2 separate regions of the Mus musculus genome follow, and region 2 is linked to region 1. A link is a loop called in an ENCODE intact Hi-C map of the cell type or tissue named here. Cell type or tissue: heart. All regions are shown on one strand. Links, peaks and the distances in the headings refer to the core of each region. The heading gives the core; the rest is flanking DNA.

Region 1 (15,071 bases), core at 4,262-12,261:
ATTTGTGTCACTTCTGTCTCAGATGCCCAGGTTTTCCAAGTCACAATACGGATCATGGACCGTAACCTGACAGAGCAGATTCTTGACTGCAGCAGCGGGGAATTCTGGAACTTTTCTCGACAGCTGTTTCATGAGGTAGCAGGACGGCAGACCGCTGGCCTGCCCTCAAGTACTCGGAACAAGGACGCACACATATGCATATGCACACATGAAGGACAAACACACACATACATGCATGCACACACGCAGTCACATGTGTGCACATGTAGACACATGTGATACACATGCTCACATGTGCACATACATACTCACCCATTTACATGTACATACACATACATGTTCACATACACATGCACAAGTGTATATCATCAATCTGGCTCCTCCTTGTGGTTGGGCAAAGTCATATGTTCTGTAACAGCCTGCGGAGGTCACAACCCCCAACATGGCCTCTCTTGGGATAGCAATCTTCCATCAAATCAGAACCTTGATCATATGGCTGGACTTACTGTACAAATCTCTGCCTTGGGTGCTCTTATCCTATGTAGCTTCATAGTAGCTTCCTGAGCAAGTCTCTGCCACCAGTCTTAGCATCTGTTGCCCCCTGTGGTTGGCAGGAGACACCGGCGCCAGGCCTGGAGAATGGAGCTAGTATTTTCTAGCTAACATAGGTTCTGGGTTGGAGAGAAAGCTGCCTTTCTCCAGCTATCCAGGGCCTGGGATTTTACCCCTTTGGAAAACCACAAGCTAGCTTGATAATACTGTTGCTGATGTTGTTAGAAAGCACAAGGCTTCTAGTTTAGTGGTAGAGTGCCTATCGCAGCATAGCAGATGGCCCAAGAAACAGATAAGGCTGGTTCTCCATCCTGCCCTTCCCAGACACTATGCAGGGCACTGTCTATGAAGACCTGCATGTCTGCAAACGGGGGCATCCTTCAACTGAGCAACCCCTGACTTAGGAAGCCCAGATCTTATAGACCCTGAGTCATGTTCCAGAAGGGGAGGTTCTGTTTGCTACGCCGATGGTAGAAGGGTTTGTCTTTTGTTCTGGAGGGAGCCACCATCCTGAGGTCCCCAGGCTACTCTGCATACCAACCTCCCTGGAAAGAGTCTAGAATAAAAAGATCTAGGGTCTTCTATGTGCAGGGTGTGCAGAGATGGCAGACTATTGGAGAGCTGCCCCTGATACCTGCCTCTAAGAGCACCAGCTTCTTTTGTTTTGTTTTTTAAAGACGGGCTCTCATTCTGCATCCTAGGCTGGCTTAGAGCTCACCATATGGCTCAGGCTGACCTTAGAGATGATCCCCCTGCCTGGTTCCCCTCGAAGGTTCTTAGCTAGCTAGGTTTTTGTCGGTTGTTGTTATGGGTCCCCCTAAGCTAGTCATACTGCTCATGGGATGGTAGGGGAGAGATTGGTGTCTTCCCAGTAAGGAGGTCACTGCTACAAGCCATTGGGGCGTTCTTGGTTGGCCTTCCCTGTCAGTAAGCTCATCAATCAAGCTGACTGGCTCCCTATTTCACCCACAGGCCACACATTCCCTTCAAGGACAGTTGGGTGGACTGTCCATGAGTAGCCAGAGGCTGGGTTGTGGTGGGTACTGTGGGACTCCACAGCTGTTCCAGGGAGAGCTGGAACAGGGAGCTCGTGAGTGGGGGCAAGGGAGGGGGGCATCTCCAGCAGCCATCTGAGCAGCCACGTGTGTCTCCCGGCTAGGTGCAAAACTCCTTCCCCCAAGCCATCTCTGACCTGTACAGACAAGGGAGGCTGAGGATGCAGATCGTGTCTCTGCAGGCAGGGAGTCTAGTGGTGACGCTTAGACTCACCCTGCAAGACCCTGACTTTTCAGTGGGGGTCCACACACTGACGCCTATGCTGCCCGTCCTGTCTGTGAGCAACGTGTTCCAGGTTGACCAGCAGAGGACATTCGTGCAAGGTATGTTGTCTCTTAGGGCAATGGGGCTCACAAGTTGCTCAGGCAGCAGCAGTTTGAGCTAGTCTTCCCTTTACCTGAAAGTCAAATAAAATAAAAGTGTAAATCATATCCCGGGCTCCTCTATGAGAAGCAAGGGACAGAACCTCAGGCTCCTCCTGACGTGGGCTCCTTCCCTCTGGACTGCCTTTTACAGTCACTGGTCCGGCACACAGTGCAAAAGGAGGAGTCCATAGGGCAGGGATGAGAGGTGGTGGAGGTCGGGGTAGGGAGATCCCTGTGTCAGGTGGTCAGGGCACGGTACTACAATGTCTGTCAGTCAGCTGCTCACCTTGGAGCTGCTTCACCAACCCTGTTATTAATTCTTTTTGCCAAGCCAAAGAGAGAATTTTCACGTTGAGTGTTTGACAGACTTGGGCCTCAGGAGGCCCATCCGTGCCCAGCAGTTCTCTGTAGGAAGGGCAGAGAGAGTTTGTCTGCTCCCCTTCTGCTTCCTGACCAGTCCGGCCCCTTTCTCACTAACACTCCCTCCTCTTCCCACAGACTGGGATGAGTGTGCACACAGCTCGGAGCATGACTGCCACCCGAGCGCACGCTGCATCAACCTGGAGGGCTCCTACACGTGCCAGTGCCTCACAGCCAGGGATGCCAGCCCCTCCAGGGCTGGCAGGGTCTGCGAGGGTATGTATGCATATATATATATATACATACACACCACATGCACACACACGCGCGCACATACACATAAAAGAATCCACATAAGCAAAGTACCCCAGCCCAAGAAAGTCACGAAATGTCCCCAGGAGCGGGGGTGGGGGGGTGAGAGGGGGCAGGCAGTGGTGGGAAATCATTTCTTAATGGATTCAAGATGAAGAGAATGTAAAAACTAGAAGAGGGACCTCCAGGGGTGGGGAAGGGGCTCCTGAGTCTTAGTCCTGACGTATCTTTACCCACTCTCCAAGTCTTTTAGTGGGGGAAGGGGCTGAGCTAAGAAGCAGAAGGCAGATACTTGCAGATATCTGATTCTGTATCCGATTAGTTAAGTCTACCCTTACAGATATCAGATGTTCTGTCCTGATTAGTCATGTCTGCCTTGGGAGCATGCTGGGGAAAAGGAGCTCTCTCTCTCTTTCTCTCTCTCTCTCTCTCTCTCTCTCTCTCTCTCTCTCTCTCTCTCTCTCAATCTCTCTCAATCTCTCTCTCTCTCTCTCTCTTTCTCTCTCTCTCTCCCTCCCTCCCTCCCTCCCTTCCTCCTCCCCCTCCTTCTTCTTTTCCTCCTCCTCCTCCTACTCCTCCTCTTCCTCTTTCTTCTCCTCCTTCTCCCCCCATCTTGTGTGTGCATATGTGTGTGTGTGGTAGTCACATGTATGTGCATGTGCTTGTAGAGGCTGAACCATACACCTTGTGCTAGGATTAACCGTATGTACACACTACGGGTCTCCTCTCACTGGAATCCAAAACTCACAGATAAGGTTAGCCTGGCTGATTACTGAACCCCAGGTATCCTCCTGCCTCTGCTTCCTCAGAGGTGGGATTACAGGTCCACACCACTGCGACGGGACAATTTTGTTTTTATAGATTCGCTTTCCATTATGTATCTGCATGCTCGTCTATGTTGATGGGTGTACACTAATGCCGTTGCCTGCAGCGGTCCAAAGAGAGCACCAGATTCCCTAGAGGTGGGGTTATAGAGCACTGTGAGCTCCTTACTGAATCCGAGGAACGAACTTGTGTCACCCGGAAGAAGAGCAAGTGTTCTTGGCTGCTAAGTCATCTCTCCAGACTCACAAAGGGTTGAGGGCATCTTTGCAATGCAGTGTCTTTCTCTAGGGATGGCTCTTGCTTGTAAGGAGACTCTGATGGCTGTTTCTTGCATCTGACAGTGGATATATCTTGTAGGTGACATGGTGATCCCCACAGGAGATGAACTGTCTGTAACAACGAAGGTCACAGTCCCAGCTGCCAGTACGGGAATAACAACCTTTGGCCCAGAGACCCTCACCGAGTCACTAAGTTCCAAGCACCCAAGGAGCACCCCAGCAAGAAGTCAAACCTGGACCCCAGTGCCCCCATCAGTGAGAGATGGGGGTAGCATAGTCAGGCAGGATAGGAATAGCACGGGACAAGGTATGGAGGTGCCCAACGTGACCCCAAACCTGGGCAAAACCCACAGAAGTACCAGTGGGGTGACAAGCTCTGTTCCCTGGGCTCCAGGACAGACCCATGGAACCCATCAGGGGACCACAGATGCCCCACTGCACACCACTCGAGAGTCACAGGAACTTATCACCAAAGATCCACCCTTCCTGACTGCTACAACCACGGGCTATGTTGTGTGGCACTCCAGTCCCACTTGGAAGACACCTCCGAACTCCACAAGACTACAGAATGAAGACCCTCGATCTTCCTCCTTCCCAGGCCCGCCATCGGCCCCAACCGATGTGACTCCAGAGTCCCCTGCCTGTGGTGAGTCATCTGGGGACAGGGACCCCAGTTGGAACCTCAGCCTGTGTGGGCCCTGGCGTCAGACTTGCCAGAAATGTTGGTTGTGCCTTCTCATCTTGAACATAGGTGGGCTCAGACATGGGACAGTGTGGTTCTCTTTGGCAGCAGGTGTCTGGTCTAGTAAGAGAGAATAAAGGCTCCCTTCTCATCCCCGGCTCTCTCCCTTTTTACTTCTTATGAGCCCTTGGCTTTCAACAGTTGAGGGAGAAGATAGACAGGAGGGAGAGGGACTTTAGGGAGTATGTATCCCATCTAGTACTGGAGCAATCCCATAATTCCAAGCAGCACCGCACCCTCATCTGTCATCAGTGTTATACTATCCCAGCTTCCCAAACTCCAGCTTTCCTGCTGACCCCATGAAGCCCTCTTCCTCACCCCAGCCACACTGAACCTCCATTGATTATGCAGCCCTGACATCTCCCAGCCTTCAATACCCCTGTGTGTACTTCAGTTATCTACGTCACAGCTGTTCTGCAACCCCCCAGCTGGTCCAGGTGGTACACAAAGGGTTTAGTTTGTCACCAGGTCTTGGGAACACCTAGGAATGAATGACCCTTCCAACCAGCATGTGGGCTGAGGCTCATGGCCTAGCTGACAGTGTCCCCTGCCCCTTGGTCAGTTTACCATGCCACATCCACTGTGGATTTTGCCCAAACTGAGCCACTGACAAGGGTGACCCTTGTTTCCTCTGAGGTACAACATGGGCTCCAGGACCCTGTGAGCCAGGATTATCCCACAGGAGACTTCCCTGTCAGAGGGACTCTCAAGCCAGCAGTGCCAATGTCTGCCCCTGGGACACCTGTAAAGGATTAGACTAGATCACCTTGTGGAGGAGCCACCCAGAACCTGCAGAGGAGGAATGGTTTGAGGCAGCCTAGGACCCCAGGGCTGGGGATGAGCCATCCCTGGAACGAAATATCCTAGGAACCAATTCCTGTTGTCATAACACAGGGCTTCCATTAAGAAGCCAAGCTAAGGGTCCCACAAGGTCCTGTGCACAGGGGTACTGTCTCTGTAATGGGGTCATGAGAGTCTGCATCACTGGCTGGCTTCACCCCTCCCTGCATTGTTAAATATTAGACTTTGGGCCTTTGGAAGCTCTTTTCCTGTCCCACAATGTAGGTGGATCGATGTTCATGTCAACGATTTTTGTCCCACTTCCCAGTTCCTGGACCCATTGGAAAGGTCACGGTCTCTAACGTGACCAGTACCAGCTTCTCCCTCGAGTGGCCTGCAGACATCCGCCTCTCCCCTGCCTTCCACCTCACATTGGTCTCTCCTCGGGGTCCTGCCATGACCATGGAGACCCAGAACAATAATGTGACATTGTCAGGACTGGAATGGGGAACCTTGTATCTGGTGGAGATTGTGGCTAAGGTGTGTGGGAAAGAAGGTGCCAGAACACAGCTGAAAGTGCGGACAGGTAAGGATCTCTGGGCAAGCAGACAGGCATGAAAGTTGAGCAGAGAATAAGCTGACTGTGGGGTACTGGGTGTCCATACCCTTCTCAGCATAGAAGCACCTGGCTCACTTTGGGAGGAGATGGTGTCAGACTTGAATAACAACACAGGGACCCCATTACACAGGAGACAGTCCTTCCCACAGTTACATAGTCAGCTAACACCCTCTTTTCTTCTTAATTACTACTTGACATCTGTTTCCCAACACACGACTCTTCTATGTGTGTGATGCTGTAGACGGTCTTCACAACTCAGGGAGTTCCCCACACTCTGGGTGCTGTGTCTCGAGGTTGGGGGTACATTCTTTGGGTGGTGCCTAAGATGACCTATTCGGGTGCAGTAAAAACAGCTCATGGCCATCTGGAATAGAGGGTGGTCAGGCAGGAAAAGCCCTTGTGTCTGAGCCAAGCCAGGAGACCCCTGAAGGTCTCCTTCACTCTGGAAGGAAGGGGTTGTCTATGGGTGTGTATGGCTCTAAGACGTGTCCCATGTCTGCTCCTACCGTTGCTGCTGCTATGGCCCTCCCATTACGTTGTGTGTGCCTCTGACCATGGTTCTGGCCCCTTGGTACAATAACACTGTCCCCTCTCCCCCAAGAACACGGGGTTTGAGGCTCATTGGGAACGGTAGTGGGATGGCTTTACAGTTTGTCTTAGGTCTGAGTGAGATTCTCTTGGGAGGTGCACTGGATGTCACCAGGGGGAGAAGGTTGTCATTCCCATTTGGTGTCCCAGGCTCCTTACATGGAGCAGACATGGCACAGCCATTCAGGGACTGGGTTGAATATGTAAAGACTGACGTGCCAGAAGCCAGGATGCGACTGGGAACAGTCTAAGCTCTAGTCTATGTGCATGTTCCATGGGTTCCTAGAAGCCCCAAAAGGCAAAGACTCACAGAGAATAGGCCAGGTCAAAGTGGGGCCACCCTTAGACCACAGAGAGGTATGACCACAGGGCGGGAAAGGAGCTGACTGAACAAGGCCCCCCAGTGAGGCATAGGCGCTGAGCTCTGAGCAGAGGCTTGGTATCCAGGTAAGTCTGGTTTACACTGTGGTCTTGACTGTCTCTTGGTGCCTGTTTCCTCTCCAACTGTCCCGGTTTGCTAGCCAGCTGCCTGGCTTGCAGTAAAAACTCAAGAGACGCCAGCCAGCGGCATGCTGTTCCATATCCTTTGGAGCCTGGTGGTCCATGGCTGTGGGCAGCAATCAGTCTCTGTTTCTTCTTTGGAGCCAGGACAGCTTTGATGCTCCTGTAGCCATCAGGGACACTGAAATGACAGTCTGTGACCTAATGCATTCTCCATCCTGCAGTGGCCCAGAAACTTGCCGGTAACGTCCGGATCACGAGCATGCAGTATTCGGAATCCTTCCTCAATACCAGCAGCAGGGAGCACCGAGAGTTCGTAGAGTTGTTCTTCAGAACGGTGAGTTAGCATGGTCAGTCCTACTCCACAGGAATAAAGGAAGGAGGCAGGGGGATTCTACATGCTGCCAACTAGGTATAAGACCTATGGGTCTTGTGGATTACCTGTTTCTGGGGGAAGCTGGGCCAGACTCCAGCAGGTTTAAGCATCCTGAACTGTCTGGCTGTGGCCTGTCTGGAGGAGGCAGAAGCCATACCCCTTCTTGCTTCACCTTCCCTGTGGAGCAGAAAGCCCTGTCTATATTCAACAAAGTGCTTAACCAGGGTTTTGCTGGTGCAGAGCCATAATCAAGAAGTGGAGGCAAGAGGATTCCAAGTTTAAAGCCTATGTGTGCTACCGAGAGAGCTCATGACTAGCATGGATGACTTAGTGAGACCTGCTTTGAAATTTATAAAATAGAAAGCTAAGGGTGTTACAATGTTTACCTGGAATTCACCAGACTCTAGGTTCCATCCCCTGTAATATGTATGCACTGAATGCATGTGGGCATGCATGCATGCACACACACACATACATGAAATTTAAAAGTTGAGCTCCATTTCAGACAGTGTGATAGTCGCAAGTGTGAAAATCCACTGGTTTATATTGTTTGCAAATATCTGCAGCTACCACCATCATCTAATTTCAGAATGTTTAATTACCCTCAGTGGAAACCCTATACCCCTTACAAGTTACTTCTCCCCCAGCCCCAGCCCCGGCCCCGGCCCCGGCCCCGGCCCCGGCCCCGGCCCCGGCCCCGGCCCCGGCCCCGGCCCCAGCCCTAGATTGCATGACTTTTTAAAGTATAGATAAAGCACCTATAATCTAGTGAACCAGGGGAATTTCAACCTAGCCAGGAAGTCTGAGTTTTAACGGGAGGGCTGGACAGTGCCACCTAGTGTTGATTCTGATTAACATGCTGGTATGTCCAGAAGCCAATGGGTGCTACTCTGATGGAGTGGACCATGCAGCCTCAGGAGCTGTGCCAGTCTGGCTCCAGAGGCTCTGAGGCCCTGCTTTCTTTATCCTGGATTTCTCAACTCTCCAAGTACCTGGATCCAAGAGTCCTCAGAGGTGATGGATAACATGCATCACCTCTCTTTAAATGGTTGTATACAACATCAACAACGGATGTTGATTGAGCCCCTTCCCCACTTTGATGGCCAACTGCAGCAGCTCCATCCCAAGTTTTTAGATTAGCCTTTCCCTTTAAGAATATTTCATCCTTGGCCCATTTTTGAACACAGTTGCTTTACCTGTCTAGTGTCTCAGGGCAGAAAACAATTGTGTACCATATACACATTCAAGATACCAAGCCCGGCTCTGGAGGTGATGGGCTAATGGCTCATCATTTCCTAGCAGGGTTTAGAGCTCTGCCTGGAGATCACTTTGAAATGGTGACATTTGAATGGTGACCCAATGCTTTGGCAGATCTATCTAAGGAAATCAGGGGAGGGGGTTGAGAAGCAGGAGTCCCCTAGATAAGCACAGTGGCTGTCTGCCCAAGCCCCCCAAAGTCGGCAGGGGTGGGGATGGTGATACCCAGCTTCTGATGGGAGACAAGGGGGTTCTCTGCCCTGGGTGTCCCAGAGGAGGAAAGGGAAGGCCAGGAGCTCATGCCATGGGGCACTGTCCCCTATGGGTTTCTCTAACAGTCCCTGGAGGCACTTTTTCCAGGGTAATTTGAATCACATGGACTGGTAAGGTTTATCATAAGACCATGTGTCTTTAACTGTGTTGGGTTGGATCAGAACGATGCAGTCTGTGTCATATGACTGTGCTCTAAAACATAGAAGACAAAAGCAAGCCTTTCAGAGGCAGGAACTCTGTGTGTGTGTGTGTGTGTGTGTGTGTGTGTGTGTGTATCTATGTCTGTGTGTGTCTGTGTGTGTGTGTATCTGTGTGTATCTGTATCTGTGTATGTCTGTGTGTTTGTGTCCTGATAGGGCTGGCTGTGTGTGTGTGTGTGTGTGTGTGTGTGTGTGTGTGTATCTATGTCTGTGTGTGTCTGTGTGTTTGTGTCCTGATAGGGCTGGCTGCTGGCGACACTCACTCAGAAGTAGCCTGGAAACAGGTGGATAGGAAGAAGAGGGGAGGGGATGGGGATAAGTCCTGAAGCATTAGAGGCAAAGAAACATTCTAGAAAAACAAAGGGCATAGGTGGTCTTCCTCCTCAGGACCACTCAGCCCCCCACTCTCCCTACCTCTGAACTAAGAACAGGTGACTGTTAACTGCCATTGTGAGCTTCTGTGTTACAGGCCTGTATGGACGGGGTTCTGCTGGCATTGCCCTCTGTTCACCTCAAGGGCAGCTGTTTGCAGCTGTTGGCTGCTTATAGGGAAAAAGGACTCTTCTGGGCATCATCAACACCCAAGGTGTTTTGGGCTGGCCTGTGAGGGCCAAGAACTGATTTGAGACTTGGACCTTCTTGCCACAAACCTGTCCTGGATGCCAGGCAGAAATTACCAGGAGCATCTATTCTTAGGACAAATGGCCTGTGACCTCAGCAGGCAGCCCTTCTCACACAGCCTGTTTCTCAAAGGTGCGGGACTCTCTGCCAGCCACGCTGCGTCAGCACATGGATGCAGGCAGGATCCGTGTGGACATCATTAACATCACAAATGGCAGCATCGTGGTGGAGTTTAATCTGCTAATGACAGCAGACCTTGATGTCAGGGAGGTGTCTGCTGGCTTCCTCAATGCCTTACAGAACACATCGATGCTGGAGGTGGTCAGAGGCAAAACTTTTATGCAAGGTATGCAGGGGCTGGGCTTGACACTAATCTGCCCCAGTCAAAGTCAGCTGTGGCTCTTGGTTAGGAAGATGTGCTCTGAGCCTCTTCATGGGGATTCCCAGGAACGGTCTGAAGCATGAAGTGGCTTTCTTGTCTTTCTTATTGCTACCATACTAGTGTTAAAACTGAAGGGTTGAACCTTCTAAAAGTCTTAGGGATGTCCCTTCCCTGTCACCCAGGGCTTTGATGAGCTGAGAACAAATCAGTCATTCTGGGCAGTCAGAGTGTCCAGGAAGAGTCCACAGAGATCCTAGCAGAAGCAACAGTGAAGAAAACAGGGAGAGATGGACAGTTTAGACTCTTCCCTCCTTAGATATAAAGAAAAATGACAATTGGCTCATATACAGGGTCTCACTATATAGCCTTGGTTGGCCTGGAACTCACTCTGTAGACCAGGCTAACCTCACATTCATAGAGATCTACCTGCCTCTGCCTCCAAAGTGCTGGGGTTAAAAGCGTGTGCCACCATGCCTGCTCCTAGATAGCTGTCTTCTTCTTCTTCTTCTTCTTCTTCTTCTTCTTCTTCTTCTTCTTCTTCTTCTTCTTCTTCTTCTTCTTCTTCTTCTTCTTTCTTCTTTCTCTTTCTCCTCCTCCTCTTCTTCTTCCTCTTTCTCCTCCTCCTCTTCTTCTTCCTCTTCTTCTTTTTCTTCTTCTTCCTCTTCTTCTTCTTCTTCTTCCTTCTCTTCCTTCCCCTCCTCCTCTTCTTCTTTTTCTTCCTCTTCTTCCTCCTCTTCTAGTTTCTTTTCCTCCTCTTCCTCCTCCTTCCTCTTCTTCCTCTTCTTGTTTTTCTTCCTCCTTATCTTCATTTTATTTGTCTTCTTTATCTTCTTCTTCTTCCTCCTCCTCCTCCTCCTCTTCTATTTCTTCTATGAAGACTTTAAATTTAACATGTTTTTTTTATTTGAAGAATGAGAGGAATTCCCTCAGTAAGCTCGGGTTTTCAGAGGAAAGGACTGCGATACTTGAATCACTTGAAGATATCAATCCTCCTGTCAGGCAGAGTAAAGCCGCTATTGTAAAAATGATAGAAGAAAACTTCCCCAACAAAGTAGCGAAGAGTCAACAGCTCTGAGTGCAGAGTGAGACCACACAGAGATGACAAAACCTGAGCCTGACAGCCCAGTGTGCACAGGACACTAACAGATAAAATCCCAAAGCACACTTGGGAGGCAGAGGCAGGCGGATTTCTGAGTTCGAGGCCAGCCTTGTCTACAAAGTGAGTTCCAGGACAGCCAGGGCTATACAGAGAAACCCTGTCTCGAAAAAACAAAAAACAAAACAAAACCCAAAGCAGTACAAGTCACTGACAAGTCATGTGATCACTGAGGCCATGGATCCCTTTGTCCAGATTACAAAAGGAAGAAATAGAATAAACAAAACTGAGTTAAAACAAGCCAGCTCCAAGATTCTCTCTGAGCTAAGCATGGATCTTAACACAGCTTGGTGAGCTGGGGCTGTGGAGTCTGTGAAGTGGACTGATGGGGTAGGATTTCCTCACCTTGTTTGGAAACCCAGTGATCTACAGCATCTTCCTCATTGGCCTGGTAGTGCATTCTGGGACTTTGTCCTGAGAGAAGGGACTTCAGTCCAGACCATAGTAAATGCAAGGATAGCCATCTTTAGAGCATCTTCCAAAGCCAAGTAATTGGAAACGACTGATAGCCTGGGCTAAGGGCTGAATTCCTTCTACACTGTAGGCTGTTGTCATCTGCGAATGGGTTTGTTGAGGTGGAAGGTCATATGCTGAGTTATAGTGGGGTGTCACATGTGAGTACACATATATGTATTTATGTGCTGAGCAGGCACATGTGTGTATGTACTGGTGTGAGTATGTACTTGTGTGTGTATGCAGTGTGCTACCACTGAGCCACAGCCACGGCCCTGAAGTCTGCTTTGTAAAGACCCTCTGAGTTTTTGGTTCAAATCCCTGTTCTGCAGGGGTGACAGACTGAATGGGCAGAATGATGGAAGGCACAAGGGAGGGGGTGTAGGGGGATCTCCTGGGTTCAGTGCTTTGCTGCTCAGGCCTCCAGTCCTGTGCATCTCCTGGCTCTAACAGTGGGCTGAAGTGGGTTCAGATCTGTGGGACCCCCTTCCCTGTCTTATAGCTGTATCCTACCATAGCCCTGCCTCCCCACTCCCACGGCAACCCCCAGCCACACTGAAGAGTCTCATAGACTGCCCTGAGCCTGCCACATCCATGTGGCCTGTTGTCTGGATATGTTTCCACCTTGCCTCCTGAGATGCACTGTCCCAGCAGGACTGTGCATACAGCTGATGGCTCTGCTCACCCCAGGGCCATTCGCTGGTCCATCATGGCTTCCACTCTTCTCTCAATGCTTTTCAGATTACAACGAGTGTGACATGAAAGAGGATGACTGTGCCCCTGGGACATGCAGGAACACTTTCGGGTCTTTTACATGTAGCTGTGATGAGGGAGGACCTGACTCACAGGTGGAATATTCTGGAAGGTCCTGTGATGGTAAGTCTCATAAGCCTTTTCTGGAATGGTCTCATCATCTCTCCTATGGATGCTCATTCCTAAGAAAACAGAGCCTTTGTCCAAAGGAAGTCAGCCTGTTTTTTTTTTTTTTATGACCTACACAAGTTTTTTGTATGTGCATGTGCACGTGCATGTATATACATGTGTGTGTATTTGCATGCCATACATGTAGGGTATATATGCATATACATATAGAGTATGTGTTGTATATGTATGTGTTTGTTGTGGTGTATTGTGTGTGTGCATGTACTGTATGTATGTGTTTGCAGGTCCATGTATGTAAGGTATAGATGCATATATATATAAGGTATGTGTTATGTATGTATTTGGTATGGTGTAGTGTGTATGTGTGCACCTAAGGCATATATGTGTGCATGTATGTGTGTGCATGTACTGCTTGTGTGTGTATGTGTGTAGGATGTATGTGTGTATATGTGTATGTATGTGTAGGGTGTGTGTGTGTGTGTGTGTGTGTGTGTGTGTGTGTGTTATCTGTGTGTGACTGGCCCTCCCTCTTCTTTCATATGTGTCCAGGGGAGGGAGACAACCATCTGTGTAATTAAACAGAGTCTGGGACAGGGGAGCTGCTTTGCCTGAGGAAGTAGAGTACAGAGAAGGTTGCATCATGTTGGAGCTGGCCATCAGGGACAGCGAATCCAGCACCTGCCAGTGTGGGTACAAGCATGCGATCAACTGGCTGAAACTTGGAAGCCTGCAGAAATGGATGGTAGAGGGAGCCATGCTGCCCAGGATGTGGGTGACCTCTACATGGGAGACCTTTCCAGGGTTCCCTGTATGTTACAAAGGTGTGAGTTTGGGGGCAAGAAGGAAGCCAGGCTCCCAAGGGGGCACCTTGGGACTCTACTTAGAGATAGGTCTCAGACTCCAGGGCAGGTTACTTCTTCCTTCATGCCTAGCACATCCATGGCAGACCCTACACATAAATACACATATACACACATACATACATCCTACACACATACACACATAAGCAGTACATGCACACACATACATGCACACATATATACCTTAGGTGCACACACACACACAATACACCATACCAAATACATACATAACACATACCTTATATGTATATGCACATATACCTTACATACATGGACCTGCAAACACACCAAAGAAAGCCGAGTAGCCTGCTCTGTGCTAAGTGTGGGGGCTCTGTGGCTGGAGCCGGCAGCTCCTGAGTATGGCTGCCTTAGAGCACAGATGTCTACTCTGTCCCTCCAAGCCCCAAACAGCCTCATCCTGAGCCTTTGTCTCCTTGGAACCTGCAGGTGACCCTTCTGGCAACATGACCCAGACCCCAGGCTCAGAGTGGTCTCCTACCCCAGCAGGAACTAGGGGTGTCCCTGTGCCAATTGCCAGCTCCACAGCCCAGGACCTTCCCCTGCGGCTGAACCTGATGGACGCTGTTAGCGTGTCCTGTGAGATCGAGACGGTGATCATCACCATCCAGAAGCGCTTTCTGCAGCAGGCGGCCATACCTGAGGCCTCCCTGTACCTGGGAGAGCCATCCTGCAATGTGAGCAGAAGCAACAGCACACACGTGTTTCTGGTGGCTGGCTGGGGCGAGTGTGGGACCATCTTACAGAGTGTGAGTACATGTGGCTGCTGTGAGCCACCCACTGGAAGGGGCCTCAGTGTGGGGAGGGTTTGCACCTGGTAGGGAGACCAGGAAGGCTCTTATTCACTCCTGGGCCTCTGACTTCTAAGCTAGAGACCCTGAAAGAGGAAGTCAGACAGGCCCACACTGTCGCAGTTAGCACACTGGAATCCTAAGGTAGATGCAAGACCCACACTGCAGAATTCTTCTGGTGCAAAGGGACTGGGGTTGGCCAGGGTCAGGGTTTAAAGAGTCCTCCTCATGTGTGTGCATGAGTGTGCATGTTTATGCATGTGTGAATACACATGTGTACACATTTATCTATATGTATATATGAGTATACATGTGTGCCAGTCTGGTTTCTGTCACTGTGATAAAATATCTGCGGCAAATCAACTTAACGGAAAGAAAGGTTTGTTTTAGCTCACACTCAGAGGTTTCAGTCCATGGTTGGTGGACTCTGTTGCTTGGGGTGGAAGAGCATGATGGAGCAAGGCTGCTCACCTTGTGGTGGCCAGAAGTGGGGGAGGCAGAAAGGGGAGGGGTAGAGAGGGAGAGAAGAGAGGGGGGAGGAGGAAGAAAGAAAGGAGGGGAAAGAGGGAGGGAAAAAAGGGGGTGGGGAGATGAAGAAAAAGAGGGATGGGGAAGAGAGATGGAAAAGGAAAAGAAGAAGAGAGAGAAAAGAGAAAAGGGAAGAGAAAGAGGAGAAAGAAAGAGAGGAAGGGAGAGGGGATGGAGAACAGGGTGGGGAGGAGGGAGAGAGAAAAAAAGAGGGAGATAGGGCAAATGAGATTGGATAGAGAGAGAAAGGGGAAAGAAGGAGGGAAGGAGAGAGAGAGAGAGAGAGAGAGAGAGAG
Region 2 (15,071 bases), core at 3,357-11,356, 240 kb before region 1:
GACATAGCTTAGACGATAGAGTTCTTGCCTAGCTTGCATGAAGCCCTGGGCTCAGTCTTCAGGACCGTACAAGCAGGGTGTGGTGATGTACAGCTGTAATCCCAGGACTCAGTGGGTAGAAGCAGGGGAGTGGGGAATTCAAAGCCAGTCTTGGCTACAGAGTAGGTTCAAGGTAAAGTCTGGGATAGGAATACATGAAGCCTTGTCTCAAGGAAAAAAGACATACACAGTTAAAGAAAGCAAGCTAGAGATAGAGAGAGGACAGCACAAAGATCTCTAAGCCGGGTTAAAGGGGAAACAGGAAAACGCAGTAAACTTAGCAAAACAAATAACTCCAGAGAGGTTCAAAACTCTATTATATTCAGCTAACTAAAGAAAAAGGCTGTTAGGAAAAACATAATAGTTGGAGCCCAAAATGAATGAAACTACGGTTTATAAGGGGGAAAAAAAATCATCCTATCTTGAGTTGCCAAAATAGTATGCAGGTTAGAGGGACAGACTTAAACCTTCCCAGAGTCTCGGGATGGGAGTCTCCAGAGAAGAGGGAGAGAAGATTGGGCAGATAATGTAAAAAGAAAGCAAGCTTTTCACACAGCTGCAGGTGATGAAGGTCTTTGTCCTTAGAGAGTAGACAAGGAACAGTGTTCATGCCCTCCGGGTCTGTCTGGGTGTTTGCTTTCATAAAAGAAATAAAAATCCCTCTGGCCACTTTCTCTCTCATCCTACCCCTTGACCTTCTTATCTCACTGTAATAAAAGAAAACAGACAGATTGACTCAGCGGAGGGATGTCCCTTATCCTGCTGTTTTCCCCAGAGACTCAGGAGCTGACCCTCTTCATCCTCATGGAAAGTGGTCCTCACAGAGGGGGTGTGATGTCATCAGGAAGGCGGTCCTCACAGAGAGGGGGTGTGATGTCATCACAATGATGTCCTCATGGAAGGCAGTCCTCACAGAGAGGGGGTGTGATGTCATCACAATGATGTCCTCATGGAAGGCAGTCCTCACAGAGAGGGGGTGTGATGTCATCATAAAGATGTCCTCACAGAAGGTGGTCCTTACAGAGGGGATGTGATGTCATCACAATGACGTCCTCATGGAAGGCGGTCCTTATAGACAGTGTTATGTCACCACCTTTCAGGAAACCTGCCCACAATGATGTATTTGCACTTTTCCTTTGATACCATCCCATTTCATTGTGATTGGTGATGATAAGTGAGTAATTAAACAATTCCCATAACAAGGATGAAATACACCTTCATAAACAGCCCAGCGTGAAACTTCACATAAATTGCGTTTAGACGTAATTGTTGGGAAGCACTTTGGAGGAATGATTGCTGTGGAGAAGGCACCTCGCAGAGTGAAACTTTGCAAATTAACTATTTCTCTTGCCAGGTCTTGCACAGTCCGGTTCCTGGGGTTGCTTTGATGAGTTTAACAGAATTGAATTGCCCGTTTTATCTGTGGCGGCGCAACAAATTTACATAGTTTTGACAGCGAGGAAAGAGAGGAAAAAACAGTTCATCTTCTCAGATGGCGATTGTGTGGATTTAAATCCAGAATTCGGAATCTTCCTAACCATGGTGAGTACACGGGTTTTAAGTGCAAGTTGGAGAGTTTAATTGTTGTAGATAGAAATAGACAAGTCCTTGTATTATAGGATAAGGGAGCCAGAAGTCATAGATTCTCTCTTTATGTGGGTATAAAAAATTTTTAAATTAGTCATGTCTGCCTGTGTGTGTGTGTGTGTACATGTGAGTGTAGGTGCCTGTAGGAGACCAGAAGAGGGCGCTGACTTCCCCTGGAGCTGAGGTTTATAAGTAGTCATGAGCTGCCTGCTGAACTCCTGGCCCTCTATAAGAGCAGCATTTACGAATGCGAGCTGCTTAAAACCACAAAGATATTTTTTTCTTTCTCATGCCTCACACTTGCTATGGGTTGACAAGGATGGGAGCTGAGAGGCCAGGCTCTATCCTTACTTCTAGTTTTGGGCCAATCAGGTGGCCACTGTCTCAGTCATTGTTGGATGCTATAGCAAAGAAAAAGAAAAAAAAAATCATGCCCTGGCTTGGAGTTTCTGTCCCGAAAGGACACACCCAGGTCTCATGGGACAAACTACACCTACCCACAATGGGGCCTGGAGGGGATTATAGAAGCAGACAGCTAGGATAACGCCAGTGCCCCTCTGTCTCATTCTAGAGCTCCAGTATTCTCTGAGTAATGTCTTCTGGCTGAGGTACCGCAGGCTCAAATCACACACAGCCAGTAAGAGAAACTAGCTGTCCTGTTGTGTGTGAGTGTGTGTATGTGTGTGTGTGTGTGTGTATGCATGTGTCTCTGTGTGTGTCTGTATGTGCGTGTGTGCGGTGCATGCAGGTTTGTGCATGCACATACTTGCATATGCACCCGTGTATGGGTATGTAGAGACCAGAGGTCAGTATCAGGAGTCTTTCTGTATTGATAACCTTAGTTTTTGAAACACAGTCTCTCAGTTATTGCTGCTGGTTGTAAGCCACCATGTGGGTGCTAGGAACTGAACCTGGATTTTTTTCTGGGAGAGCAGCCAGTGCTCTGAGCCACTCAGCCATCTCTCCAGGCCCTCCCCTTTAATAACATATTTTATATCATACTTGCTCAGGTCGATTCATTCAGCGCTGTTCTACATTTTAAACCAGTGGCACGCACAGGTGCTTAATTTTTTTTGCTGTGCAAAACTGTGTGTGACTTTGATCACGGATTAAAGCTGGGGTATATTTTTAAAAGGTATGGTGTGAAGTTACATTAAATATACAATAAAAATATATTAAATAGGGTGGACCAATATTCATTTTTTAGAAAGCAAGGGCATTTTACAAACCTAATATTTTTGTGTACTGCCTCAGAATATGCCTGAGATGTGTTTATGTCCAGGAAGTAAAAACTGAACCAATAATCAAATATATCCTAACTCTTAGAACCCTGGATATGCCGGGCGCCAGGAACTGCCAGAAAACTTAAAAATCCAGTTTAGAACAGTTGCAATGATGGTTCCTGATCGGCAGGTACGTCCCAGGACTTGTGAGAATAATGTATGTTCTTTACTTTGTTTTCTCCCACCGAAGTTGCTTACCAGTGTCTCACTGTGTTAACCTGCAGATCATTATGCGAGTTAAGCTTGCTAGCTGTGGCTTTCTTGAAAATGTTATCTTGGCGCAGAAGTTTTATGTTCTCTATAAACTCTGCGAAGAGCAGCTTACTAAACAGGTAAGAACGCATATTTATTATTCCTGTAAAGAATTTAGGCTTTTGTTCCCATTTCTTTTTTTTTTAAATTAATGTGTATGCATGTGTGGGTATGTGTCTGTAAGTGTGGTACCCACAGAGTCAAGAAGAGGGCATCAGATTCATCTTAGACTCATAGCTAACTGGTTGGCAGCTGCCAGATATGGGTCCCTGGGAACTAAACTGGGGTCCTGAGACTGAACTTGGGTTCTCTGCAAGAGCAGTGTGTTCTCTTAACCCCTGATCTGTCTTTCCCGCTGTTGAGGCTAGATTTTTTTTTAAAGATTTATTTAATTTATTTATATGAGTACACTGTAGCTGTCTTCAGACACTCTAGAAGAGGGCATCAGATCCCATTACAGATGGCTGTGAGTCACCATGTGGTTGTTGGGAATGGAACTCAGGACCTCTGGAAGAGCAGTCAGTGCTCATGACTGCTGAGCCATCTCTGCAGCCCTCTGAGTCTAGATTTTAACTTTGCTATTTTACCTTGATAGATGCTAATCAGTGAGATTAAACAAACACACGGAGTCACTCCTAAATATATGCACAATGAACTTGACCCATTGAGCACCTGTTTACAAATGTTTTAATTCAGAGATACTTGGAGATTCTCAGGGATCGGGGTGGAAAAGGTCCAGGAAGATGTGTACCCTCCACCCCACTTCCTCTAGTATCAACATCTTGTAATAGAGCATAGAGATACAATTCAAGAGTTTTGCCAATTATATGTTCTCTTGGAGTGTGTGTGTGTGCCTGTGCGCACACATTTACATCACACATGAAGATTAATGTAACACCACCACAATCAACAGCCAGCACTCATATATTACAAGGTTCGCTTCTGCCGTCTTTGTACTCTCGACTTCCCATCTTCCCAAATCGCTAAGCTGTCAAAGCCACCGATCCTCTTCTCTGTCTGAGACGTTAGTTCAAGGATGCCATGTAAACGGAATGTGTGACTTACAGGCTCCGCATTTAAAAATCTATTGTCTGCCTCTCAGACTGCATTCAGCTGTCCTATTCTGAAAACAGACATCAGGTTTGAATCCTGTCATGTCACCTCGCTTTTTTTTTCTGACAGAAACGCTCCCTCTCCTCCCTCAAAGGGAAGGAAGATGAATTGAGCTGTCAACACTTCCAGCATGGCCACTCACCAACTGCAGCAGTGTATTGGAAGTTTTCAATGACGCATCTTTGCTCTCTCTTTCCCCTGCCCTAGGTCCACTATGACTTTGGACTGAGAAATATCCTGTCTGTGCTGAGGACCCTTGGGTCTCAGAAAAGAGCTCGGCCAGAAGACAGTGAGTTAAGCACGGTCATGAGAGGGCTACGAGACATGAACCTTTCTAAACTGGTAAGTATGAACTCAGATCTTGGTGTGTTTTGCCAACATATAGCGAGAGTGCCTCCCCTGTGGTTGTGTATGGTAAACCAGGGCCTCAGAGAGAGAGGGCTTCTGCTCCAAATTTCCAGTCCACTTTACCTTAAAGTTGTTTTTGAATTTAAAATTCTTATTTATGGTGTATGATTTCGTTCCTTGCATATGTGTTTATCCGTTTACCCTGTATGTGCATGAGTGCCCTTGGAGGAACTGGAATTAGGGTTGGTTGTGAGCCACCGACTGTGTGGTCCTCTGTGAGAGCAGCAAGTGCTCTTAACCACTGAGCCATCTCTCTAGCCCCCTTAAAAATTAAAATTTACATTGACGTATGTGTTCATGCACGTGCATGTGTGTAAATGCATGTGTGTAAATGCATGTGCAGAGTGCCACATCGTGAGTGTGGAACTCAGATGACAAGTTTTGGGAGTTGGTTTTTCTCCTACCAGGTGGCTCCCAGTGACTGAACTCAGGTTGTCTCGCTTAGCAACCAGTGTCTTTGTCCACCGTGTCATCTTAACAGCTCATCAATGTAGGTTTCTAGCATTGTCCACAGAGTGACAGATTCTAAGCATGAAGCTCTGGGCTCACAAGGAACTATGAGAACTCTATGCTGTGTGTGTGTGTGTGTGTGTGTGTGTGTGTGTGTGTATGTGTATGCTTACATGGGTCGGAGGAGGGTGTCAGATCATTGTGTGGTGTGTGTCTTTCTTTCTTTCTTTCTTTCTTTCTTTCTTTCTTTCTTTCTTTCTTTCTTTTTTTTGGTTTTTTGAGACAGGGTTTCTCTGTATAGCCCTGGCTGTCCTGGAACTCACTCTGTAGACCAGGCTGGCCTCAAACTCAGAAATCCGCCTGCCTCTGCCTCCCAAGTGCTGGGATTAAAGGCGTGTGCCACCACGCCCGCCTGTGTGTGTGTCTTTGTGTCTGTGAGTGTGTGTCTCTCTGAGTGTGCCTATGTGTGTGTATGTATGTATGTGTGTGAGTGTATGAGTGTCTATGTGTTTGTATATGTGTGAGTATATGTGTGTAAATGTGTATGAGCATGCGTGTGTGTGACTGTGAGTGTGTCAGTATTAGTGTGGAGTGTGCATATGTGTAAATGTGTGTGTGAGTGTGCATATGTATGTTTGACTGAGTGTGTGAGATAAGTGAGGTGTGTGTGTGTGTGATATGTGCATGTGTGTGTGTGTGTGTTTGGGGGGTTGGAGTACTCAGTGATTAAGAATACTTGCTGCTCTTCCAACAGATCGGAGTTCAGTTTCTAGCACCCATGCCAAGTGGCTCCAAACTGCCAACTCTAGCTCCAGGGGGTGTGGGGTGGGGAAATCCTACGCCCCCTTCTGGCGTCTGTGGGTAACTGCACTCATGTCTACATATCCACACATAGTCACAGACACATACATAAAAATAAATCATAAAATAAAAAGTACTGAGGGAGCTCCAGTGGATAGAAGAAGTTGAGAAGGGACTGGAAGTTGGGAACACAGCCATCTGTGTATTAAAGACACAGCACACCAAGTGTTGGGGGAGGGGGTCAGCTTACGCAAACCTACTCCTTAAAGATAAAGACAGGATGCTGATTGGATAGAGATTTCCAGCCACTGTGGGATTAAGTCACCGGGGGCAGGGTGCATATGTCCTACTTAGCTAAGAGACAACTGTTGACTGAGTACGCTTGTGCTCATGTCTGCCCTCCTAGGTTGACGAAGATGAGCCTCTGTTCCTCAGCTTGATCAACGACCTGTTTCCGGGGTTACAACTGGACAGCAGTACTTACGCGGAACTGCAATCCGCGGTGGACAACCAGGTTAACCTAGAAGGTCTGATAAACCACCCACCCTGGAACCTCAAATTAGTGCAGGTAAGGGCATCGGAAACCCACAGCGAGTGCCCATCAGCGGTCACGGCGTAGCCCACCCCACGATACTTACCAGATGTGAATGTTGAAACTGAGTTTAGATGCCAGGCCTCCACCATCATACGGCGAATCCTCAGGGTTGCGTTTGTCTTAGGAAAGAGTGCATTGCCCTGTCGTGCGGCAATCAGGCAGTCATTTAGTCGAGCTGTTACTTCACCCTCCTGAGAAGGTTGACGGTTACTGGAATGGGAGATAGTTGGGATGGGGAGGCACGGCCCAGCAGGCCTCTTGCTGTGGGCCTGGCAGTACTACCTGCTGCAGACGCTTCAAGGGGACACACCCTAGAGCATGAGGAACCTAGGTCTGCTCCTTTGCTTGTGTGTGTGTGTGTGTGTGTGTGTGTGTGTGTGTACATGAGGTGTGCAGGTGTGTGTATGAGCATCTGTTGGCATAATTGCTTTGTCATTTTCTTGGGTTATTAGAAGTCTACCTCCCTTCCGACCCTTATTCCTCCCCGATCCCTTCCAGCCCCCAACACTAAGGAGGAGAAAGAGAAGGTCAGAGGGGCGAGGGGGCACAGACCTCTTTAGACTACTTCCTGCAGATGAGAGGGGCATTGTGTTCCTTGGGGCCAGGCTGATCGTCACAGTCAGGAGAGCTCCAGCTTCTTGTTAAACCATCACAAGAGCAAGCAGGAGCAGCAGGAGGCTGCAGGAAGCAGCAGTTGTCTTCTTCCTCCTCCTCTTCTTCCTCCTCCTCCTCTTCTTCCGTCTTCCTCCCTCTCCTCCTCCTTATTCTTCCTGCCTCTCTTAGGGCTCAGGCATGTATGCCCTCCTCAGAGTTCCCAGAATGAAACTATCTGCAGCTGGCAAAAACCATGCCACTGCCCTTGCCCCGATCCGAGGACGAGACAATCATAGTTAACAGCTGTAGACAGATTGAAGCAGGCCCATACCCCACACCTGGGACTAAAACAAAAACATTTACACATAAGGTCACTGGGTGGTTAAAGAAACCAAAACTCTCCCTACAAGTGTGTGTGTGTGTGTGTGTGTGTGTGTGTGTGTGTGTGTGTGTGTGCATGGATGTGCATATGTGTGAGTGTGAACATGTGTTATGGCTCAACTACATTAGATCTTTAGCCCAGGCTGGCCTAGAACTTCCTATATAGTCGAGGATGGCCCTGACCTGTTGACTGCCCCCCCCCCCTGCTTTTGTCTCTGGAGTGCTGGGATTATAGGAGTGTGCCCCCTTACACGGTGCATCAGAAGCCGAGGGCATCACGTACTCTAGGCAAGCCCCTCCTGATTGAGCTATTTCCACAGCCCACTCCCTGCTGTGTTCTTAGTATGCCTCCTTAAATCCTCTCTCCCACTCCCACGTACCCATGTATGCTTCTTGTTCTCGGAGCAAACGGAAGACTGAAGGCACTTTGTGTGTGGGCGCAGGGGCAGGCATTTCCCGAGCACTTATTGCTCCCAAGTACTATCCCCTCAAGGAAGGATGGCTGGGCGAGGGGATAGGAAGGCCAGGTTCCTCTGCTTCTAGGTGGAGAGTCCCTGGTGGGGTCATGCTTGTCTGCCTGCTGCAGCTGTCCTCCGTTGCACCTTACCCCAGTCTTCCCATCCCTGGGACTGTAATATCCACACCCTTCTTTGTATCTTCCGAGGGCTCTCCCCAAGTAAATCACTTCCACATGCAAAAATCTTTATTCAAGCTGTGCCTCTGGAGACCCAGAGGCAGGCTCAGGGGCACCCTAGATCTTTACCGAGATGCTGTGCGCTGCTGCTTTCCACCACTGGGGGGCGACATCACCACACAGCACACGCACCCACCCACCCATGTCACATGAGGCAGAAAGCAGATCCTGAATTAATTATTTGCAAAATGTAATTCAAGCCCCACGACATCATTACTTTATCACCTATGTTGTTTTTCAACGCCACACTAGTTTTGCTTCCCAAATCCAGTGAAACAAAGGACACTTAGATATTATTTAAAGCCTTTAAAATTTCAGCTAGCACGCAGAAACATCAGCCGGAGACTAATAACCTACGTTTCCCAATGTGTCATTTGATGGTGTAGTTATATGAGACCTCTCTGGTACGGCATGGCCTGATGACCCTCGGGCCCAGCGGTTCTGGGAAGACGACGGTCATAACAATTCTGATGAAATCATTAACGGAGTGTGGGAGGCCTCACAGAGAGATGCGAATGAATCCAAAGGCGATTACCGCGCCTCAGATGTTCGGCAGGCTGGATACAGCCACCAACGACTGGACAGATGGGATCTTTTCCACTCTGTGGAGGAAGACATTAAAAGCTAAAAAGGGTAGGCACGGGCCTCCCTCCGAGTTCACTCTTTCCCTGCGAGCTTATTAGAACGGACCTTGCATTTGCTCAGTTTCCCGTTTTCATTAGTTGCAGAAGGAAAAACCGATCTATCTTCCCCTACTTCCCGTCCTCATTTGCAGGTGAGAACATCTTCCTCATCCTAGACGGCCCCGTGGATGCCATCTGGATTGAGAACTTAAACTCCGTGTTGGACGATAACAAGACGCTCACCCTGGCTAACGGGGACCGCATCCCCATGGCCCCTACCTGTAAGCTGCTGTTTGAGGTGCACAACATTGAGAACGCCTCTCCTGCCACGGTGTCAAGGATGGGCATGGTATACATCAGCAGCTCGGCTCTCAGCTGGAGGCCGATATTACAGGTGGGGACCGGAAACAGGCCAGGGTCTACAGGTCTCTGCTCTTCTCATTTTTGCTTACGTGTGTACACGCGTGTGCAGATAGCCCAGTGTACGGGTACATGGGGATGCCATTGGATAACCTTGGGTGTTTTTCTTTAAGCCACCTTACCATCCACACTTCTTTTACTTTGTCTATAGTGTCTCTCAATGGCCTGGAACCTGTCAAGGAGGCTAGGCTGACTACCCAGGGGGTCCCAAGGACCTGCTTGTCCCCTCCCCCTCCCCAAACCCCATCGCTGGTATCATGAGCACATGCCAGCATATCCGGCTTTTTTTTTTTTTTTTTTTTTTTTTTGATGTGAGTTCGGGGAATCAACCCCACGTCTCCGAGCTCGCAAGACAAGCAAGCACTTGATCTACAGAGTCGCACTGGCAGCTCTACACTTTCCTAGTGCTTAGATGTTGTCCTTTGACCTCAGGCATGGTTGAAGAAGCGCAGCCAGCAGGAAGCCTCCGTCTTCCTGAGTCTGTATGATAAGGTGTTTGAAGACGCATACACGTACATGAAACTAAGCCTCAACCCCAAGATGCAGCTCCTGGAGTGTAATTACATCATGCAGGTGAGACTCCGCTCTGCTTTGTACCCACCCTTCTGAAAACACCTGAAGCTTTCCGCTCGGCTGCCTCACGGGGCACCTAGTATAGGAAGTCCTACAGCCTAGGAGCTCTTTTTAAGTGGCTTGGGGGGTGAGGGCTCTGAGATTTGAATCCCTAGAGAAAGAGGGATGAATCCGCACACTAGTAATCTAACTTTGGAGCCAGGAGCCACAGAGGAGGCCTTTTAGTTTTTAGATGGGGAAAGCAGACCCAGCCACAGGAGCTGGGGTAGAACCCACACTTGTGGCTTCCCAACTCATTCCTCACTTCCGTTGGTCACACAGCCCGACCGAAGCTTTATCTGTCCTCTAACACTGGGGACCGCAAGGACACTCATCAGGCTATGTCTTGAGATATTATTTCTGTTTTCTTTTCTCTTCCCCCTCTTGCTTTCCATTTTCTCCTTTCAAAAATGTCAGCCTGCGCATTTTTAAAATTGAGACTAAAAAAAAAAAAATGGATCTTATCTGAAATCTCTTCCAGTCTCTCAATCTCCTGGAAGGTTTAATCCCTTCCAAAGAAGAAGGTGGCGTCTCGTCGGGGGACCACCTCCACAAGCTGTTTGTGTTTGGTCTGATGTGGAGCCTGGGAGCCCTTTTGGAACTGGATAGCAGGGAAAAACTGGAAGTCTTCCTCCGAGGTCACGGGAGCAAGCTGAACCTGCCGGAGATACCCAAGGGCTCCCAGCAGACTATGTATGAGTTTTACGTTACCGACTACGGTAAGTGCGGCTAAGTACGGTTCAAACAAAGCGACCTGAAAATACAAATGGCCAAGGAGTTGAGAGCTAAGGCCACCGGGGAATCTAACTACAAAGATGTTTTAACAATAAGCCAGAGGTGGGATTTTTCCATATCAGCTGTGCTGAGGGTGACCGCCCTGACTTCTCCACTTGGAGTGGTCTAAGGAAGATCGGCTGGGAGGAGCAGCTCCCGGCACATCGCCTGCTTCCTAACGCTTAGGAAGTAACAGGGAAGCACACACAACAGAGGGGTCCCACCACCTCTGTTGCCAATGCCAGTGCGAATAGAGGGAGCCCAGTGGGCAGGGCATTGCCCCTGGCCCCGCTCAGCTTTCCTTTAAATCAGTGCCCTTCGACTCAATGCTTTTATCCAGAACCAGGCTCGAACTGCTCCCTTGCCTCCGAGACAACAAAGCAACCAAAGATCCTGCCCTGGCTCCTATATTTACCTCTGCTGCTTCTCCAAAGCGCCAGAGCTGCAAAGGCGTTTTTGTGTGGCTATATTAAAAGGAGAAATAGGACAGGAGGGGAGATGGGAGAGAAAAACAACGAGAGAGTAAGCAGAAGGCACGCAGCCTTTGATTTAGCACACGGGCCACAACCTAACTCCTAGTTGCGGAGTAATTTGCTGTGCATCTCCGAGAATCTCCGGAGGGCTCAGGGAGCAGGAGCAGGGGAGGTGGAACTATTAGTCAGAGGGCTTGTCCTCAGTGTCTTTAAGAAAAAGATCCCCTAACTCTCTTCCCAAAGCTGCCACCGGGTAGCGGGGCCCACGCGACGCTGCCAATGAGCTTCTGGCTTTCCTTGGCACCTTTGAGGGCGGCAGAGCCTTGCCAGTGAGTTGGGGCACACGTCTGTGTTCGGAATGGCCTTCCTCAAAGGACTGAGATAGAGGGATTGCGTCACTGTGCAAGTGTAGGGATCAGAGGACGACTTGTGGGAGTTGGCTCCCTCCTCCCACTCTGTGGTGCTGGGGATTGAACTTAAATTGTCAGGCTTGGTTGCAAGCCCCTCTAGCTGCTGAGCCATCTCATGGACTCTTTCTAGTCTTACCACTGTAAATGGTTTGTGCTGATAGAATTTATATGCCTGAGCATCTGTGCCTATGAAGTGAACCAAAGCATTACGTACTCTGGGCTCATAAAGGACTCTCAAGTTGTTATCTCATCCTTCAGTGTGTGTGTGTGTGTGTGTGTGTGTGTGTGTGTGTATGTATATCTATGTGTATGTGTGTCTGTGTATTGAATGTGTGTCTATGTCTCTGAATATATATGTTTTTGTGTACATATATATGTTTTTATGCGTCTATGTATATGGTTTGTATGTGTATAGTGTGTAATGTAAATATGTGTATGCATTATATATATATGTGTGTGTGTGTATATATATATATATATATATATATATTGGGGGGAGTTCTTGTTATTGTTGGACATCAGCACTTTGGGAGAGACTCCATTCTTAGATTTAGAAGTCCCTGCTTTCAGGCCAGATGGAATTAGAGTCTGAGCCTCTAGCATCAGCAAGTGGAGCGTGGTGTATAGACCAGTGTCATTTAGCCACTGGGAAAAGGCAGAAGGGAACCCTATCACAAAGAGAAGGAGGCTTCCAGCAGGCACTTAGGGAAACCCCACCGGAACCACCCGTCTCAACAGGGCTGGAAGGAGTTGATTTGGAGGAGGCCCCTAAGGGCTTTAAGAGGTAATGCAGAGGGACCCGCACAGGGAGGAGGAGCCAGAGAGGAGACTGGAAGACAAATCCACAAACAGGGAAACTGCATGGATGGGTGCACGGGACAAATGCTAGGATGCAGACAGGTGATTCCAGCAAGGTACAGGGGCCTCGCCTTTGTACTGAGCTGACAGTTGTGGAACAGCCCCCTCTCAAGCAAGCAGAGTTTATCTTCTCTTTCAAGATCAGAGAACCATTTACAGTAACACTGTAAAACCTTCAGAAGAGAGCGACTCTAGCAATCTGTCCATGTCGAGAAAAGGCTTCAGTTAATCCCAAGGCACACAGAAGAAAGAGCAACAATTAAAACAGAAATCAATGAAATAGAAACTAAACTGGGGGGAGGGGGAGAAACCAAACGGTAGTTCTTTGTAGAGATCAATGAAAGCGGTAAACCCGTTAGCGGTCTCAGGGGACCTGGAAGAGAGGCTCAGTGGTAATGGTCAGTTTACCACGTGAGAGGGCCTGAGTTTCACCCCCAGAACTGATGTAGAAATCTGCTGTGGGATGTGTACGTGCAATCTCATCTCTGGGGGAAAGGGAGCCAAGAGGATCTGCAGTGCTCACCGGCCAACCCTGTCTAGCCTTAGTGTTGAAGCCCCAGGCCAGCGGGATAGTCTGTCTAAAAACAAACAAAAAATAGATAAATAAAAACATCCATAGTGGACAGCGCTCGAAGGAAAGTCACACTTGAGGCTACCCTCTGACCCCGACATGCACACTCACATAAACACACACACACACACACATGCAAAGGTACACGAAAGAAATAAACAGGAAAATAAGTAGCCACTGGTAAGAATGAAAAGAGGGGACATTAGGTAAGTAGATTTATCGTGTCTTGGGAAAGCATTTTAACTCTTTGCATGATCTGAGCGACAGTCCCTATCATGTAACGTGACCGTCGATGACACATTTTGATTACGACGGAATTCTACCTGCCGTGTAGGTGACTGGGAGCACTGGAACAAGAGAATTCAGCCATACTTCTATCCGACGGACAGCATTCCAGAGTACTCTTCCATCTTGGTTCCAAATGTGGACAACATCAGGACCAACTTCTTGATAGACACGATCGCGAAACAGCACAAAGTGAGTGTCCCAGACCGTGTAAGAAACACGTTTGCTTTCATATACCACAGACTGAAAATGGAAATCCCAACACAAGGGCCCAGAGGGTATGTCGCTGTGGAGAGACACTCTGACAGTGGTCCAGGTTCCACAGTGTTCTTTCTTCCTCTCTGTCTCCCCTGGGCTGATGAGGGATGTGGGCGTGGCCTTCCAGACTCTCTTCCCTATTCCAGTGAGCTTGCAGATAGGCATCCTTATTCTCTTCCAGCATCAAGTATTGCTGTGTGAGGTTGTTTTTTTTTTCTTCCCTAAATGTTAATTTCACTGGGAGAGACCGAAATATGGGTGTGATTGTAGAAAACAAACAACAAGTGGAGTCTGTACTCCTGGGGTGGTGAGTAACAGTAGGTAACATCACACAGAGTTTGGTGCTGAGCACAGGATGGCCCCCCTCAGCCCGGCCCTTTCACACTTGCAGGCGGTTTTGCTCACGGGAGAACAGGGCACGGCAAAAACGGTAATGGTGAAGGCGTACCTGAAGAAATACGACCCTGAAGTGCAGCTGTCCAAGAGTCTGAATTTTTCCTCTGCTACAGAGCCAATGATGTTTCAGGTAGGATCCGTCATTTGCTGTGGAAATGAGCGGACTAAAATTTTAAAGTGGTGGTTCTCATAAAAGGCACTCACTCCAAACACGGGTTTGGGGATTCAGTTAGCATCCGTGAAATTTGCCTCTTTTTTAAAATTTATGCATATGTGTGTGTGTGTGTGTGTTTGTGTGTGTGCACATGCACACACATGCATATGTATGAGTTTATGTGTGCCGTATGCATGCAGGAGCCTGAGGAGGCCCAAAGCAGGTGCCAGATCTCCTCAAACTGGCATTTGTAAGCTGCCATGTGGTTGCTATGAACCAACTCTGGTCCTCTGCCAGAGCAGTAAGCTCTCTTAATTCCCGAGGCATCCCTCCAGACCCACGTCTGCTCTCTCACGACTGAACTAGATCTAAGCTAAATCCAAGTAGCGCGCTTTGGCTTAGTGTCGAAGCTGAGGCTGGGCTCGGGAGCATATCCGTTTTAGTGTACTGGTGGCTAACATTCCTGTCACTTGTTTTTACAAAGGCAAGTGTTGCATACTTAAGAGTTTAGGTTTGAACTTCCGGGTTACGTCAGCCAATTGCTTCCGATTTTGAAAACAATGAGTCACAAGGATTGAGATCCAGGGTCTGTGTCAAGCCATCTCCCTTTCTCTAGAGGACAATCGAAAGCTACGTGGATAAGAGGATGGGGAGTACCTACGGCCCCCCAGGAGGGAGGAAGATGACGGTGTTTATTGATGATATTAATATGCCCGTGATCAACGAATGGGGAGATCAGGTATGTCTGGGGGACTTCTCGTAGCTGGCACACAACTCCCCTGAAGTTAGAGCTACGGGAGCTTGCGTGTCATCCAAGGTGGGTACGGGGTGTCAAAATGGGCTCCTCCGAAAGAGGTACTCGAGACTGCTCAGTCCCCTTCCAGCCCAGTGTCTTCCGTCACAAGCAACCACCTGCAGTTAGTCACAGCCCCGGGACATCTCCTTCTGGAAACCCGTCTGAGGGTTGGGAGGATTCCTTACATCTACTTGGCATCTTGATTTCTTGCCCTTTTTGGCTTCCCTGCTTCAGAGCTTGCTTT

Evidence for each region. Peaks named below come from ENCODE experiments on the same cell type or tissue, not always from the same donor. Only the 100,000 strongest peaks of a DNase experiment are listed, where the experiment ranks them.
Region 2: it touches region 1 in a loop (8-fold over the local background); 5 of 42 quality-filtered maps call a loop at or near these places.

The regions. Positions count from the first base shown.
Region 1 is chr17:30,982,242-30,997,312 of GRCm38, forward strand. Umodl1 (uromodulin-like 1) reads left to right here. Exons shown (of 22, transcript NM_177465.4): 8 at 23-135; 9 at 1,712-1,931; 10 at 2,472-2,609; 11 at 3,828-4,394; 12 at 5,599-5,856; 13 at 7,203-7,315; 14 at 9,838-10,051; 15 at 12,438-12,572; 16 at 13,886-14,205. Among named protein-coding and RNA genes, the nearest start is that of Umodl1, 35 kb to the left of the region's middle. In heart, for the core only: a CTCF peak has its summit at 8,204 (motif pointing left); no DNase peak of the experiment used is centred there; H3K27me3 peaks cover 1,259 bases.
Region 2 is chr17:30,738,175-30,753,245 of GRCm38, forward strand. Dnah8 (dynein, axonemal, heavy chain 8) reads left to right here. Exons shown (of 93, transcript NM_013811.3): 45 at 1,394-1,581; 46 at 2,953-3,039; 47 at 3,134-3,241; 48 at 4,482-4,616; 49 at 6,340-6,501; 50 at 8,584-8,830; 51 at 8,973-9,214; 52 at 9,673-9,813; 53 at 10,334-10,571; 54 at 13,273-13,415; 55 at 13,873-14,007; 56 at 14,648-14,770. Among named protein-coding and RNA genes, the nearest start is that of Gm24661, 36 kb to the right of the region's middle. In heart, for the core only: CTCF peaks have their summits at 5,984 (motif pointing left) and 8,287 (motif pointing right); no DNase peak of the experiment used is centred there.